2 separate regions of the Homo sapiens genome follow, and region 1 is linked to region 2. A link is a contact called in ENCODE Hi-C or POLR2A ChIA-PET data. All regions are on one chromosome and are shown on one strand. Each heading gives the region's core, a stretch centred on a gene start or an enhancer-like site at or near the end of the contact. The rest is flanking DNA. Distances are from core to core; before and after follow the strand shown. Region 1 overlaps ATP8B1 (ATPase phospholipid transporting 8B1). Region 2 holds the start of ATP8B1-AS1 (ATP8B1 antisense RNA 1).

Evidence for each region. Hi-C counts contacts between places; a loop is a spot of excess contacts on that map. ChIA-PET counts read pairs that join two places held with the same protein, here RNA polymerase II (POLR2A). Pooled maps may share reads with other maps.
Region 1: a loop to region 2 is called in a pooled map, with 3 times the contacts of the local background. The contact joins the enhancer-like site here to the promoter of ATP8B1-AS1 in region 2. A Hi-C loop is called at or near these places in 2 of 168 maps with a recorded cell type or tissue (GM12878 and gastrocnemius medialis), 12 of 37 single-sample maps with no recorded cell type and 10 of 50 pooled maps. POLR2A ChIA-PET finds 5 or more read pairs at or near these places in 10 of 52 experiments (AG04449, HCT116, HEK293 and 7 more).

The regions. Positions count from the first base shown.
Region 1 is chr18:57,765,874-57,770,877 of GRCh38, reverse strand. All of the region lies in intron 1 of ATP8B1 (ATPase phospholipid transporting 8B1), which reads left to right. Among named protein-coding and RNA genes, the nearest start is that of ATP8B1, 35 kb to the left of the region's middle. Within about 2 kb of position 3,462, at least 3 of the 41 ENCODE cell types and tissues checked have a DNase peak (open chromatin) inside an H3K27ac peak, as active enhancers do; they include gastrocnemius medialis, where a contact is called at or near this core.
Region 2 is chr18:57,626,845-57,631,764 of GRCh38, reverse strand. ATP8B1-AS1 (ATP8B1 antisense RNA 1) reads right to left here and starts at 1,434. Exons shown (of 3, transcript NR_164148.1): 1 at 1,247-1,434. RefSeq lists enhancers at 1,173-1,662, 1,186-1,686, 1,733-1,782.

The DNA of each region.
Region 1 (5,004 bases), core at 2,213-4,712, 140 kb before region 2:
CAAAACAAACAAAATTCACATCCATGTTTCTAGAAGAACGGTGACTTTAACTCGTATCTGACTGTCCCTTTGCTGTTCTGTCCTTAACATTGGGGCATGTTGACATGTTTTCACCTACAGGTATATTGCCATGAACTTGCGATCTGCCGCAGTAGGCAAGCCCCAGTATACCTGTCCCCTGCGTGTGGTTTGCCCCCAAGGGGTAGCCTCCCCACTGGCTGGCTTGCAGTGCATCTCAAAGTCCCTGTCTCAGCCTCTCCTTCTCCTCTATCCCATTTCTACCCATCTGGAGCTCCTGCCTCAACAATTTGGCTCCAGGGGTACCCTGTTCTGAGGGTGGGCCGGCTGGAGGCAGGAGAAAGGAGCCTTGTGTCTCACGGAGTGAGGAAGATCCCAAACTGGATGGAGGCAAAGTGGATGGTAACTAAATTCTGTGGTGCCATTGCATATAGAACACAGGCCTGTCAAGGCAAGTGGCATTTTGTGGACTGCTCTGGAAAGTGCTAAACAAATTTTGAGACATCTAACCGAAATGTGAAATATTGGACTGCGGTTCCCATTGGCAGCTGGGGTGGGTGGGCACCTAGGGAAGCTTGCTAGGCTGAGGCACTTCTGCCTGAGTGCAAGAAAAAGCAGTTCTCATTAGCTGGGCATGGTGGCATGCACCTGTAGTCCCAGCTACTCAGGAGGCTGAGGCAGGAGAATCGCTTGAACCTGGGAGGCAGAGGTTGCAGTGAGCTGAGATCGCACCACTGCACTTCAGCCTGAGTGAGAGAGTGAGACTCTGTCTCAAAAAAAAAAAAAAAAAAATGCAGTTCAGCAGTTCTCAGCATGAGGGTTTTATGAGCAGGATGCTGGGCTGGCTGGGTTTTAATCTGGACTCTACCGCACACTTGTGAGACCATGGACAAGTTTCTTGACCTCAGTGTCTTCATTTATACAAGGGGAATAACAGGACCTACCTTATTGGATCCTTGTATATTTAAATGCATTTGTGTGTGTTAAATGTTTGGTATGGTACTTGACACATAGCATTGGCTCAATAAATGCTAGCTGGTGCTATCATTAATACATTATGAAATCAGAATTACAAATAAAAGTTCTTCGATCAGATCTACTATTTGCTGTGCATTTGGGATGCCCCAGGCTCAGTGCTCCTGAATGAGCTTACTTTCCCCACATCCATTTCAATTATCTACTCTGGAGTCATCTTTGGCCGTTTCTTGCCATTTGAGATAGTCCGATGGCATTTATGATATTTTAAAAATCAATTTAGAGTGAAGTGTGTGTGTTTTCATGAATTAAGGCTCAAACCAGTTGCCTACTGGCTTAATGAAGTACTAGCAGTTTCTTGCTTTACCCCAGCACCTCCAAGGAGCCTTGCACTGAGTTTCTTGCTGGTGGGTCTTGATTTTTAACTAAATGAGGAATTGGTGAATGAATGGTCTTCCATTCACAGTGGGTTTGGAGTGGGAAGGCGCACGGGCATACCTAGAAAGGCTCTAGAGAAACTAGCTTTATTTGAACCCAAGGAAGGCATTTAATAGCAGAGCAGGGAGAAGGGAGCCAATCAGATCTGGCAGGGCAGGCCCAGGAGGAAATACGGCTCTGAGGATGGAAGAGTCGTGGGGCAGGCAGAATGCGTGGCTCTAGGGAATGGCGGCCAGGCCTTCCTGGCCATCAGAGGTTTTGCGCAATGCATACACTTGGCTCTGCTTTCTTTCTGAGCTGGTCCTCCCCTTAATATGCCTGGGTCAGACCACGGTTGAGCAAGGAAGCTGTCCTGTCTGAGTACACTTCCCAAAGCCACCTGTCACTCACCATCAAGATAAGGATACTCAGCCACCCACCTTACTCACTGGGAAGCTGCCCACCTGATCCTTCATGGAAAGTGGAAGGCGGGCTCTGTTTATCTAGGCTGGTAAAGTCCTTGTGGAGCAGCTGGGAAAACAAGAACATCTCTGAATTTGTAGAATTATCATCTACCTCTGGCTTCTTGGACTTTTTAACTGGTTACAGTGTTTGCTGCTATGGTCAGCCCAAGGGTTAAGCCTTTCTCTTGGGTGTGTGTTTCATTTTACAGCATAACTCATTTCCTCCTTGCATCAATTTCCACTTCTATCCTTGGCATAGGGATTTGTTACCAACTTGGCATGCAACCGTCTCTTGCATTTTATTTTTAGAACTTGGAGTAAGGATTAGCTATGTAATATTTTGAATCCTTCATACTGACTTTGGTAAAATACACAATAGAGAAAGCTTTAAAAGCTTAGCTTTTTTTTTTTTTTTTTGGCATGTAAACAGTAAAAATGGCCTTTTAGAATTCTAATCTGGACTATGTTTTCCTCCCTCAATTCCCTTGACTGGTTATTTTTAGGATTTACAGATGGCTTTGGAGAATAGGTATGATTCTAGGATTCTTCTTAGTAGCTTAAGAAAATTCTTTTTTTTCTTTTCTTTTCTTTTCTTTTTTTTTTTTTTTTTTTTTTTTGAGACAGGGTCTCACTCTGTTGCCCAGGCTGGAGTACAGTGGCATGATCTTTGCTCACTGCAACCTCCGCCTCCTGGGTTCAAGCAATTTTCCTGCCTCAGCCTCCCCAGTAGCTGGGACTACAGGTGCCCCCCACCACACCTGGCTAATTTTTGTATCTCTTAGTAGAGATGGGGTTTCACTATGTTGGCAAGGCTGGTCTCGAACTCCTGACTGCAGGTGATCTGCCTGCCTCAGCCTCCCAAAATGCTGGGATTACAGGCGTGAGCCACTGCTCCCAGCCAGAATTCCTTATATCTCATTATAAAAGTGATATCTAGGATATTTGTAGACTGTATATAATGTATAATTGTTAATTGTCTTGCTTTATACCCTATAGATTTTTTAAAAATCAATTTAGAGCTCTCTGTGTATATATTTGTATGTGTGTGTGTTTTCATGAGTGAAGACCCAAACCAGTTGCTTGCTGGCTTCAGGCAGTAAAACCAAAATGCCTGGCAAGTCTTAGATCTAATCCTGCTTATACTTCATTTCCTGGACCAGTGCTGGCTTAGGGAACTTTCTGGGATGATGAAAGTGTTCTGCTTTTTTTTTTTTTAGATGGAGTTTTGCTCTCGTTGCCCAAGCTGGAGTGCAATGGCACGATCTTGGCTCACTGCAACCTCTGCCTCCTGGGTTCAAGCGATTCTCCTGCCTCAGCCTCCTGAGTAGCTGAGATTACAGGCGCGCACCACCAAGCCTGGTTAATTTTTTGTTATTTTAGTAGAAACAAGGTTTCACCATGTTAGCGAGGCTGGTCTCGAACTCCTGACCTTAGGTGATCCACCCACCTCGCCCTCCCCAAGTGCTGGCATTACAGGCATGAGCCACCGAGCCTGGCCCAAAAGCGTTCCTGTTTCTAGCCCCTAGTCACAGGTGGCTGTTGAACACTTGAAATGAGGCTAGTGCAACTGCTGATCTGGCTTCTAATTTTAGCTAATTTAATAGCCACACATGGCTCGTGGCCACTGTACTGGATGGCACAATGGCCTTGGGTTTTTCTTACCTGAGCAGCAGAAGGCTTTCTGAGGAAATGGAGCTTGGGTTGTGTGAGATGATGCGAGAATTAGAGGGGCATGTACAACTGCCCCCTTCCCCACCTGCTTAGTCTGCGACTCTACTGGACCTATGCCTTCTCCCGGAGCTGATGAGCTCACCTTAGTTCTTAGAGCTTCAATTCTTGAATGCTGCAAGCCTGCCTGAGGTTGGCTTCCTTTTATCCTGTGGATAAACTGTAGGATTCCAACGTCCTTTTTGATAGACCTCACCTCTCTCTTCCTTATTCATTACTTTCCCCATCACTCTCTGACTGCCCATGACATGGAAAGATTTGCAATTTCAAGAACAGGCTGTTCTTACCTCTAGACCTGTGCAAATCGGACACTCTCCACCTGAAATGCTCTGTCCCTTTCATGCACCTGTCTGACTCCTACATGTCCTGTAGGTCTCAGGTTAGACCTCAATTTCTGCAACACCTCCTCTAGGAAAGGCTTTCTTGACCTCTCCTAGGACAGGTGGATGCATTACCTAGTATGTATACTGGGTGGATTCCCATCACAGCACACTTGATTGAAACTGCTTCTTTACCTACAAGTCCCTCCTCCTGCCCTAGAGCTTCTTAAAGGGTGGTCCCTGTACCGGCAGCACTGGCATCACCCGGGAGCTTGATGGAAATGAAGAGTCTTGGACCCCAGCCCAGTCCCCCTGAGTCAGAAATCCTGAGTGTAGGTGCTAGCAATTTGTGCTCAACAAGCCCACCAGAGGATTTTCATATGTGCTAAAGTTTCAGAGCCATTGGGCTGAACTCTTAGCCCCATTAAGGTAGGATGTGTGATTTTTGGTTTCCCACTGTCCCTAGCTTTTAGCACACTGCCTGGCTAGATACTTGAGAAACACAGTCAGAGAAGAAATTCCAGTTATTCTTTTGGCAACTTGTCTGATCAGGAAATTTTTTAGTTGAAATCAGTTTAAATCTCTTCTCCTTTCTCCAAAGGAGATAAAGAACAACTGAGTACTTAAAAAAAATTTATTGTTATCTGGGCTCGGTGGCTCCTGCCTGTGGATCACCTGAGGTCAGGAGTTCGAGACCAGCCTGGCCAATATGGTGAAACCGTGTCTTTACTAAAAATACAAAAAATCAGCCAGGCGTGGTGGCAGGCACCTGTAATCCCAGCTACTTGGGAGGCTGAGGCAGGAGAATCACTTGAATCTGGGAGGCAGAGGTTGCAGTGAGCCAAGATGGCACCATTGCACTCCAGCCTGGGCAACAAGAGCAAAACTCTGTCTCAAAAAAAGAAAAGAAAAGAAAAAAAAATTATTGTGATAAAATATACACAACATACAATCTACCATCTTAACATTTTTTTTTTTCTTTTTGAGACAGAGTCTTGCTTTGTTGCCCCAGCTGGAGTGCAATAGCATGATCTCAGCTCACTGCAACCTCTGCCTCCGGGGTTCGAGCGATTCTCCTGCCT
Region 2 (4,920 bases), core at 185-2,684:
GTCAGACAGCATCCATTTAATAGCTTGAAGCAAGAGACTGGTCATTTGCTGAGATTTGGGGCTGTGGGAAGGACCTACGGTTTGAGACATTCTGAAATGCTGACCAGAAAGCCCACTGTTGGGGGAAGACAGGTTTAGTGGGAAGGGCAAATTGAGAGACGAGGTCCACCAAGCAGCTCTCAGCAGTTTGAAGGCTTCAAGTTGTTATTCATGCATATCATGGAACAAAAGAATAACAATGATTAACCATTAATGCCATTTATATCCTAATTCAGAAAGCTTACTGGATGTCAAGTACATGTTAGGCATATTTTGGTATAGCTGATCTCATATTATCCTCACAATAACCTTCCCAGTGAAGGGTTATTATCACTTTATAATTGAAACATCTGTGGCTCAGAAAGGTTAAGAAACTTGACCAGGCTCACCAAGCCAGAAAATGAGTTCTGTGATCTATGGAACGTATCTGGCTTCATTCAGAGCTCTAACGGTACAGGAGTTACCATTGTTCACCCTCCTTAAAGAATGAGCATCCAGCGGGACTTTAAAATAACTGTAATTTTTTTTAGTGAGAGACAAGGTGCTTACAAGCAAGCAGCTTGCAATCATGAAGCCTGGGAATCACTGAAGCAAATCTAAGTGCTTAAACTTAACTACAGGAAAAGGAAAGTTAAGTTTTCGGTTCCTCAAATTAATATTTTCATTGTAATGATAATTTCCACTTTTAGTTTGCCGTTTACAAGCCAATTTTATTTTTTATTGCATCTATCTATCATCTATCTATAATTTATTTATTAATTAGAGACAGGGTCTCTCTCCGTAGCCTCAGGCTGGAGTGCAGTGGCGTGATCACAGCTCAGTGCAGCCTCGACCTCCATGGCTCAAGCGACCTCCCACCTCAGCCTCCTAAGTAGCTGGGACCACAATCCCATGCCAATAAGCCCGGCTAATTCTTGTATTTTTTATAGAGGGGCGGGGGCGGGGGTGGCTCACCACGTTGCCCAGGCTGGTCTCGAACTCCTGGCCTCAAGCGACCCTCCACCTCCGCTTCGGCCTCCCAAAGTGCTGAGATTACAGGCGTGAGTCACCGCCCTCGATCTCATTTAAAATATAACTGAGATTTTCCAACTGCTTCACTGATTTGTTAACTAAGTGAACTCTGCTTGGACCCCTCCCCGATTCCCGGTACTGGGACAGGGAAACGAGCCCTAGAGGCGCCCGCAGTGATGTTTGCCTGTTCTCTTACCGAAGCCTGTTATGAGGAGCAAAAAGCAGAATGTCCAAGAAGGCTCTTTGAAGATGTCTGTGAGTTTGCCTGGGGACAGCTCCTGGAAGGCGGTGTCCCCGCGACTAGGGCGAGCCCCGGATTCCCCATCATCCCGGACTCCCCAACACCCGGAGGCGCGGCGCCACGAACAGGACCAAGTAGGAAATGCAAGACCACGCGCCAGAAACGCGGAAGTGGCCCGGAGACAACATGGCGGCGCCGGCGTCAAGTGCCCTAACCCCGGACCGGCGGCCTGGTACGGTGGCCTGTGGGGGACGCCACATTAAAAGAACAGAGACGCTCATCCTGCGCCTGGTAGGGCGAAGTGGGGTCCGGTAAAGCGACCTTCAGCGCAAAGCTGAGGGGGCGCAGGGACCTAACAGCAAGGACCGCAGGGGGAGGCCACCCCTTGCTGGCCAGAATCAGAATGAAGAGACAGACGATAATGCCGTTCATTCTGGCCGTCCCGAGTAGCTGGGACTACAGGCGTGCGCCCACCACGCCAGGCTAATTTTTTAAAAATTTTATGGAGACGGGGGTCCCACTATGTTGCCCGGGCTGGTCTTGAACTCCTGGCCTCATGTGATCCTCCCACCATGGCCTCCCAAAATGTTGAGATTACAGGCCTGAGCCACCGCACCTGGTCATTCAACTATTATTTTAAGCCACACACTTCTGCATAATAGAGCATGTATTATTAGTCTACTATTGCCACACTAAAGAGGTGTAACAAAATGCCTCCCAAACTCAGAGGCGTAACCCAACAATCGTTTATTCTCACTTATGCATCTGCAGGTCACTGATGTGGGCTGAGTTCAGCTGGACGTGTCTCCAAGCTGAAGATTGGGTCCCTGTCTTCTCCATGTCTCAGCTTCCCTGGACCAGTGGGTCAGTCAGGGCGTGTTCTTCTCATGGTGGTTGTTCACAGAAAAAGCGGTCTTGATCCAGACCCCAAGAGAGGCCTCCTGAATTACACGCAGGAAGGAATTCAAGACAAGTTGCAGGGTACGGTGAGAGTTTATTGAAAGCGCCTCCATTACAGAGTAGGGCGTCCTTAGGAAGCAAGCAAAGGAATGCCCCGTCTTTGTTTTAGCTTTTTCTTTTTTTTTTTTTTTTGAGATGGACTCTTGCTCTATTGCCCAGGCTGGAGTGCAATGGCACAATCTCGGTTCACTGCAACCTCTGCCTCCTGGGTTCAAGCAATTCTCCTGCCTCAGCCTCCTGAGTAGCTGGGATTACAGGCGCCCGCCACCACGCCTGGTGAATTTTTGTAGTTTTAGTAGAGACAGGGCTTCGCATGTTGGCCAGGCTGGTCTCAAACTCCTGACCTCAGGATGATCCACCCGCCTCGCCTCCCAAAGTGCTGGGCCACTGCGCCTGGCCATTTTAAATTTTTCATATATAGGCCGGGCGCGGTGGCTCACGCCTAATCCCAGCACTTTGGGAAGCCGAGGTGGGCAGATCACAAGGTCAGGAGATCGAGACCATCCTAGCTAACACGGTGAAACCCCCATCTTTACTAAAAATACAAAAAATTAGCCGGCTGTGGTGGTGGGCGCCTGTAGTCCCAGCTACTTGGGAGGCTGAGGCAGGAGAATGGGTGAACCCGGGAGGTGGAGCTTGCAGTGAGCCGAGATTGCGCCACTGCACTCCAGCCTGGGAGACAGAGCGAGACTCTGTCTGAAAAAAAAAAAAATTTGATATATAGGGGTTTTGTCTATGTAAAGGCTAAACTAAGCTGTGTCTTTGTGCATGTGGTCTGACAGCATGACAAAATTTATTATTTTATTGATTTAAAGAAAACTCTCCTTGACATTTTAGTGTATAAGTACATTAAAGCATAACTATAATTATCTTGAAAGCATATATTACGGGTATTGGGACATCTGGTCTTTCTGTTGTTACAGGATTGTGTCCTTGCAGGTATCTTTAGGCTGTTTTCTCAACTGTAAACATCTTATGACCATGGGTTGTGACTGGCAAGGAGTCTCAAGATGGAGCTCAACTTAAAATGGTGTCACTCTGGCCCTCCTAGGCCTCGGCTTCTCTAACAATGGCAGAAGCAAGAACACAAGTCCAACTGCACAAACACATTGTAAACCTTTGCTTGCATCACACCTGCCAATATCCTATGGCCAAAGTAAATGCACATGGCTAAGCCCAGCAGAAATGAAGCAGGGAAGTATATTCCTTCTGTATGGGAGAAGGGAGTGTGAAAGGAAAATATCTTGGACCCCCAAAATATTTTCCTTTTTACGAAGGAAAACTCAAGCTGGAAACTGCTTAAGACAAACCTGCCTCTCATTCTATTCAAAGTTATCCCTCTGCTCACTGAGAGAGATGCACATCTTATTTGCCTCCTTTGGAAAGCCTAATCAGAAACTCAAAAGAATGCAACCATTTGTGTCTCACTTATCTGTGACCTGGAAACCCCCTCCCTGCTTCAAGTCTTCCTGCCTTTGCTTCAAATTGTCCTGCCTTCCCAGACCTAACCAATGTAATTCTTCTACTGATTGATGTCTCGTGTCTCCCTAAAATGTATACAAGCAAGCTGTGCCCGACTACCTTGGGCACATGTCGTCAGGACTTCCTGAGGCGGTGTCATGGATGCATCCTCAATCTTGGCAAAATAAACTTTCTAAATTAACTGAGACCTGTCTCTGATTTTCTGGGTTCACAGAAGCATGTCTGATTATTTTAAATAATAATCTAACACAAAGAACATGGTTAGACCACTGAATTCCATAGGTATGAGCTCACTGTCACACTTCCTTTACTGAAAATGTGTCCTGGGGTGAGAGATGCTGAATACCATAAAGACACATGCAGCGTTCTGTAAGTCCATAGATGTGGGTGCTGCAGGCAGAGAAGGCGCATCCCTGTGTGGACTGAGTCTATACCTGGGAGGCATATTACTGCCTCCTCCAGGAGTCTGATCTAATTTACTTGCCGTCAAGTGGCCAGCTGGTCTCCCTAAAGAATCGTGTCCTGGCCAGGTGCGGTGGCTCACGTCTATAATCCCAGCACTTTGGGAGGCCGAGGTGGGGGGATCACAAGGTCAGGAATTAGAGACCAGCCTGGCCAATATGGTGAAATCCTGTCTCTACTAAAAGTACAAATATTAGCTGGGTGTGGTGGTGGGCGCCTATAGTCCCAGCTACTCAGGAGGCTGAGGCAGGAGAATTGCTTGAACACAGGAGGCAGAGGTTGCAGTGAGCCAAGATCACGCCACTGCACTCCACCCTGGGCAACAGAGCAAGACTCCGTCTCAAAAAAAAAAAAAAAAAAAAAAGAGAAGAATAGAGAAAAAAGGAAAAAAAAGAATCGTGTCCTGTCAGTTTCTCAAAGTTGGCTTCTGCTGTTGGCAGGTTGGGTACTTAACAGTGACAGTGGCCAGCAAGATCAGCCAGGATGAAGGGCAGTTTATGAGGTTGAACACATGCATAGCCTCTATCCTGTTACTATAGCCACTTCACATATGGGCTCTTTGAGCAAGAACTGAGATGTTTTGGGAGGAAAAGTCCAACATCCAGAGATGACAGAGACCTCCTCCATACCAAATGCCTTCTGATAGATGTTTGCAGAGGACAAGAAGTCTTCACATTCAGTGCCCATTCAAAAAGGTCCATCCACATCCCCAGCAGACCTCCTGT